Linked DNA regions of Homo sapiens: region 2 is linked to region 1. Evidence: chromatin loops called from intact Hi-C (ENCODE). Cell type or tissue: natural killer cell. All regions are shown on one strand. Each heading gives the region's core, and the rest is flanking DNA. Links, peaks and the distances in the headings are about the cores only.

Evidence for each region. A loop is a pair of places that touch in the nucleus more often than their neighbours do. Peaks named below come from ENCODE experiments on the same cell type or tissue, not always from the same donor. Only the 100,000 strongest peaks of a DNase experiment are listed, where the experiment ranks them.
Region 2: it touches region 1 in a loop (4-fold over the local background); 5 of 110 quality-filtered maps call a loop at or near these places.

The regions. Positions count from the first base shown.
Region 1 is chr17:35,585,861-35,588,775 of GRCh38, reverse strand. AP2B1 (adaptor related protein complex 2 subunit beta 1) reads right to left here and starts at 1,454. Exons shown (of 22, transcript NM_001030006.2): 1 at 1,348-1,454. RefSeq lists enhancers at 938-1,047, 309-1,508, 1,478-1,647 and a silencer at 1,278-1,397. In natural killer cell, for the core only: no CTCF peak of the experiment used is centred there; a DNase peak (open chromatin) is centred at 1,465; H3K4me3 peaks cover 1,508 bases; H3K27ac peaks cover 1,831 bases.
Region 2 is chr17:35,520,570-35,523,484 of GRCh38, reverse strand. It overlaps SLFN12L (schlafen family member 12 like), which reads left to right. Exons shown (of 5, transcript NM_001363830.2): 2 at 516-1,206. The coding sequence starts at 1,121. Among named protein-coding and RNA genes, the nearest start is that of SLFN12L, 16 kb to the left of the region's middle. In natural killer cell, for the core only: no CTCF peak of the experiment used is centred there; a DNase peak (open chromatin) is centred at 1,684; H3K4me3 peaks cover 381 bases; H3K27ac peaks cover 2,277 bases.

The DNA of each region.
Region 1 (2,915 bases), core at 135-2,634:
CTTGAAAGTTTCAACGGCTAAGATACTGCAAACAGTTCTCACCTTACCAGCACGCTTAGTCATCACTGGAATGTCTTAACACGTTTTCTTATAGAGCTGCACCTCCTTCATCTGCTGCTTTCTATTACTACTTTGTAAGTGTACCCTGAGGCTAAGCAATTGAAGTATACAAGGAAGGTAACTAATCATTTAAATTGATTCTCATTGAGACCACCTTCTTTCTTAGTCATTCTGCCTTTCTAAGCTTAATGCATTTACTTTCTTTTAAACCACAATGGTTATGATAAGTCTTTGGCAGTTTTCAAAACATTTTTTCTTCTCAAAAGTCAAGTTTGGCTGGGCGCGCTGGCTCACGCCTGTAATCACAAAACTTTAGGAGGCCGAAGCGGGAGGATCGCTTGGGCCCAGGAGTTCGAGACCAGACTGGGCTACACAGTAAGACCCTGTCACTAAAAATACAAAAATAAAATAAAATAAAAGTCAAAAGTTTAATGAAGCATCCGCGTGAGTTCAATAAAGGCCTGTCCCCCCCCACCCCACCCCTCCAATAGAAGACTACTCTTGAAAACAAGCAGCATGAACAAATGATTTGGATTCAAATGATAAGGAAATAACAGGACGTTCCAGTTTCTTTACTTTCAGCTTAATCTACAGCCTTTCCCAAACCAGACCATTACTGCAGAGCCCAGAAAAAGAAAAAAAAAAAAAAGATGCTGGGTTAAGATTTGCCCCCATTTGCTTCCCCCTCTCTTACATCGGGTCAATTCTGGAGGTTACTCTTTCCTTCCTCCAAGAGTAAGGAATGCCTCTTCTTTCCCCAGGTGGTCAAGATTCTAGCGATATGCTCCTCCATTACGGAGCAGGGAAGAGGTTGTCTCTTACCCTCAAGTTACCCGAGAGACGACGTTCGCCCATCAATGAGCAAACCTTTGAGGGAATCCCTTTTCCCTTTGGCTTGCTGGACACGTCTCAGCCTCTCAGTGAACGACGCCGAGCGGGGAAGAAAGACGGTTCCCCCCACGGCCTCCAGGCTCTATCAGCCACACCCCTGGCCTCTGGTCCCCCTAAACCCTCAATTCCGAAACACATCTTCCCCTCCTGCCCCCAACTACCTGCTGCCACACCCGAGGATTCCCTCACCGCACCACAGGCATCATGGTAGAGACCCTTTCTCCAACCTTTTCCCTCTCAATGGTCACACCCGACGGTTCCCTGCATCATCAACGGTCACGCTCTTAGGATTTCCTCGCCTCCGCCGGTCTCCGACCCAGCCTGGTGTTACCCTTCTCTCCGTCCCCGACCCCGTCAATTAGGGACACACCCTAAAGGCAACCGCCCTGAACTCACCGGAGGCGGAGGCGAAGGCGAGGGCGGGGGTGGCGGCGGGAGCCGGAGAGCACAGCCCAGGTGGTGGTGTAATGGTTTCCTGCCCGTCACGATTCTTTTCTAGGTCTAAGCCACTGCGCAAAACCCACTTTGCCAGGGACAAAGATGGTGGGCAGGAAACTCTGACGTCAGAGAACGTCGCCGCGTGACGTCATCGGGGTGCGCGGTAGACCTAGAAAGCCTGTGATCTCTTGTCGCCTTCCAGACCCAAAGATTTCCTTTGGTCCCGGCAAGCTAGCCCATCTGGGCCTCAGAGGATGTTAAGTGGCTACTCCAAAGGGATATATTTTAAAAAGCTGACAATGGATTTGTTTCCTCGCACAGAAATTCTCTGAAAAACGTAAACATAGAGATGATGAAATATCCTGTTCCTTTCTGAAAAAACAAAACCCCTCAGCTCATTTTCCTTCCAGGCTCAAGGGCGGACAATGGTGATATAGCCCAGGCCTATATACGGGCAGTGGGGCTAGAGGATAGTGCTGCACGTAAAAGAGGTTGAGGAGGCATTGGATGTGAGTTTGAATCCCTACCCTGAATGTGACTGAGACAGTTAATGTCTCATCAACCTTCTTATCTGTGAAATGAAGACAATGATAGTATCTCTCTCGGGCATGTGAAGTTTAAACCAGATAAATTAGGTAAAGTGCCTAGTATATAATAGGTGTGCTTACACAAAAGTAAGTTTCTTTCGGACACTAAGAGCTAGATTCCAGGACCTGGAACTGGAGAACAAGATTGATGATGTTAAATGAACTAGCTGTCCCTAAGGTTAATTTCAGGGTGTAAGGAAGGATGGAGAGCAAAGTGATGATTTTTCTCACATTTTGCCTATGAACTCTGTGAGTCAAAAAGTGTTTCAGTATTTTAAAACTTCATTCTTAAAAAAGTGATCAGAAGTACATTAAAATTTTGTATAACATACTCATGTATTATTATTTCCTCTGTTATTAAAATAGGGGAATAGGGGAAATTAGAAAGCCAGGTATAAGGTGAGAGAATGCAAACAGTTATGGTAAATCAGATAGCTGCATAATGTTATAGAATATTTTATGACAGAAAATTCATAAAGTGTTAAGCAAAAAAAGGACACCAAACAATACAGTATACAGTATGACTATATATGTATAGAAAAAAAAGGCTAGGATAGGCCAGGCGTGGTGGCTTACACCTGCAATCCCAGCCCTTTAGGAGGCTGAGGTGGGTGGATCACCTGATGTCGGGAGTTTGAGACCAGCCTGGCCAATGTGGTGAAACCCTGTCTCTACTGAAAAAACAAAAATTAGCTGGGGGTGGTGGCACACGCCTATAATCCCGGCTACTCAGGCGGCTGAGGCAGGAGAATGGCTTGATCCCAGGAGGTAGAGGTTGCAATGAGCCCAGATCTCGCCACTGCACTCCAGCCTGAGTAACAAAGCCAGACTCATCTCAAAAGAAAAAAAAAAAAAAAAAGCTTGGATATTCAGCAGAACGTTAAAAGTGGTTATTGCAGGATAGTGAGAGTTTTATTTTTCTTCCTAATATTTTTCTGT
Region 2 (2,915 bases), core at 231-2,730, 65 kb after region 1:
TGAGGACTGAAGAAAATTAACTGCCAATAAAAGCTTTTACGTAACTTCCTCTTCTCCGCAAATATTGTGCTAATGAGTACCTTCTTCCTGGGAAGGCTCCTGCTACCCCCATTAGTGGGGACTGTTCAGGGACATTTTGAGATTCATGCACTTTGAGAGTGGGATGGGGAATAGGACTCATCTTTTTCAAGCAGCTGCAATGAGCCAGACTCTTTATGTTACTTCATTTATTCCTCTCCATAGGAAATGTGCTATTCTTAGTTTTGTTTTACAAATGAGAGAGCAAAGTCTCAGAGAGGTTAGGTCAAAGGCATAATAAACACATGGGTTTAGATGAGATTTACCAGATATTTCAAAGCTTCTTTTCCTTTATAATTGTAATATAATGTTTATAGAAGAATATTTGAAATATCTGTAATTAATAATCAAATATATTAATCAGTTAATTATAACTAATTGTCATAATCAGTATGATTCTTCTCCTTCCCCTAATTTCTCATTCTTTTCACATCTAGTGCTACCAGGATATTTGCGATGTACTCTGGAATCCCTCTGGAAGGAGCTGTCCTCACAGAATGAAGGATTAGAGGAGTTAATAAATAAGCAAACCCAACCTTTCTCCTGGGGAATTGTGATCCTCTCTAGAAGCTAGGCTGTGGACCTGAATTTGCAGGAGAAGCCAGGAGTCATCTGTGATGCTCTGCTGATAGCATAGAACAGCCCTGGCAGGGCCAGGACTACTGCACTTGCACTGCCCTTACTTTGAAGCAGAAGCTGGTGAACATGGGGGGCTACACTGGGGAGGTGTGTGTCAGGGCCAAGGTCCTCTGCCTGAGTCCTGAGAGCAGCGCAGAGGCTTTGGAGGCTGCAGTGTCTCCGATGGATTACCCTGCGTCCTATAGTTTTGCAGGCACCCAGCACATTGGAAGCCCTGCTGCAGTCCCTCGTGATTGTCTTGCTCGGCTTCAGGTCTCTCTTGAGTGACCTGTGCAGCTATGAGGTTTTAAATCTGCTCACAGCCCAGCAGTATGAGATATTCTCCAGAAGCTTCCACAAGAACAGAGAATTGTTTGTCCATGGCTTACCTGGCTTAGGAAAGACCATCATGGCCATGAAGATCATGGAGAAGATCAGGAATGTGTTTCACTGTGAGGCACACAGAATTCTCTACATTTGTGAAAGTCAGTTTCTGAGGAATTTCATCAGGTAAGCAGTTGGACCTTATGTCTCTAAGTATTATTTAATCTGGGTTTAATTTTCTCTGCTAAGTCACCTTGTCCCTTGAAAATTAAGTGGTAAAATTATCTGTGACAACAAACTGTGTTTAGGAGAGCACAATGGGGTAATTTTTTCTACCTTTTTTTTATTATACTTTAAGTTGTAGGGTACATGTGCACAACGTGCAGGTTTGTTACATATGTATACATGTGCCATGCTGGTGTGCTGCACCCATCAACTCGTCATTTAACATTAGGTATATCTCCTAATGCTATCCCTCCCTCTCCCCTCACCCCACAACAGGCCCCGGTGTGTGTGATGTTCCCTTTCCTGTGTCCATTTTCTACCTTTTTTAGCTAAAGAAAACCGACTCGGGTCATTTTTCATTTTCTTGAGACAGAGTCTTGCTCTGTCACCCAGGCTGGAGTACAGTGGCACCATCATGACTCACTGTAGCCTCAACTTCCTGAGCTCAAGCAATCCTCTCACCTCAGCTTCCTGAGTAGCTAGGACCCAGTTGCCTGCCATCATGCCTGGATAATTTAAAAATATTTTTGTAAAAACAATTATGTAGCTCAAGCTGGAGTGATCATAGTTCACCATATCCCTGAACTCCTGGGCTGAAGTGATCCTCCTGCCTCAGCCTCCCCAATTGCTGGAATTGTAGGCATGAGCCACTGTGCCAGGCTCAATTGGGTTTTGATGGTGCCTGCCTATCTCTGCAATCTGGCTTTAGCTAGCTGGGACTTACTCTATTAAAGATCTGAAAATCCACCCAGCCATGGTAAAATAAAACAAAATGCTTTTAAAATTTAAGTTAACTTTTTATTTTAAAATATTCATAGACTTACAGAAAAGTTGCAAAGATAGTACAGAAAGTTCCTGTGTACCCTTCACTCAGTTCCCTCTTTCATTACCACATTACTGTGGTTCACTTTTCACAACCATAGTACATTGCTGTGAACTAAACTCCGCAATTTATCTGGATTTCCCAGTTTTCTCCTACTCTGCTTGTCTGTTCCAGGATCCCATCCAGGATGCCATATGACATTTAGTAGTTATGTCTCCTTAGCTTCCTTGGATCTGTGATAATTTTTCAGACTTTATTTTTGAAGACCTGGATAGTTTTGAGAAGCCCTGTTCAGGCACTTTGTAGAATGTCCCTTTTGGGTTTGTCTGATGTTTTTCTCATAGTTAGGCTGGAGTTATAGGTTGTCAACTTAAAAATCACACAATTTATAAGTTTAGAAAAGATATTTTATTTATTATAAAGTGTTACAACTTGCAGGCTGGCCATCCTGATTGGGGGGAAGCTTAGACAGAAAGGCAGCACTTTGAGAGAAGGGAGGATGGAACAGGGATTTGTGCTGAATGGCTTGGGCAGTATATATATTCAGCAGGTTATAGGAGGAGATATGAATACTCCTGAGAGGGGGTTGTGCATGTGCATGGAGAGTAAACATGCTTATTGTGTGTAGTGTCCCATGGTCACTTTTTAGTAGAGACAACTTTTTTTTTTTTGAGACCGAGTTTTGCTCTGTCGCCCAGGCTGGAGTGCAGTGGTATGATCTCGGCTCACTGCAACTGCTGCCTCCTGGGTTCAAGCAAATTCTCCTGCCTCAACCTCCCGAGTAGCTGGGACTACAGGCGTGCATCACCAACCCTGTCTAATTTTTGTGTTTTTAATAGAGTACGGG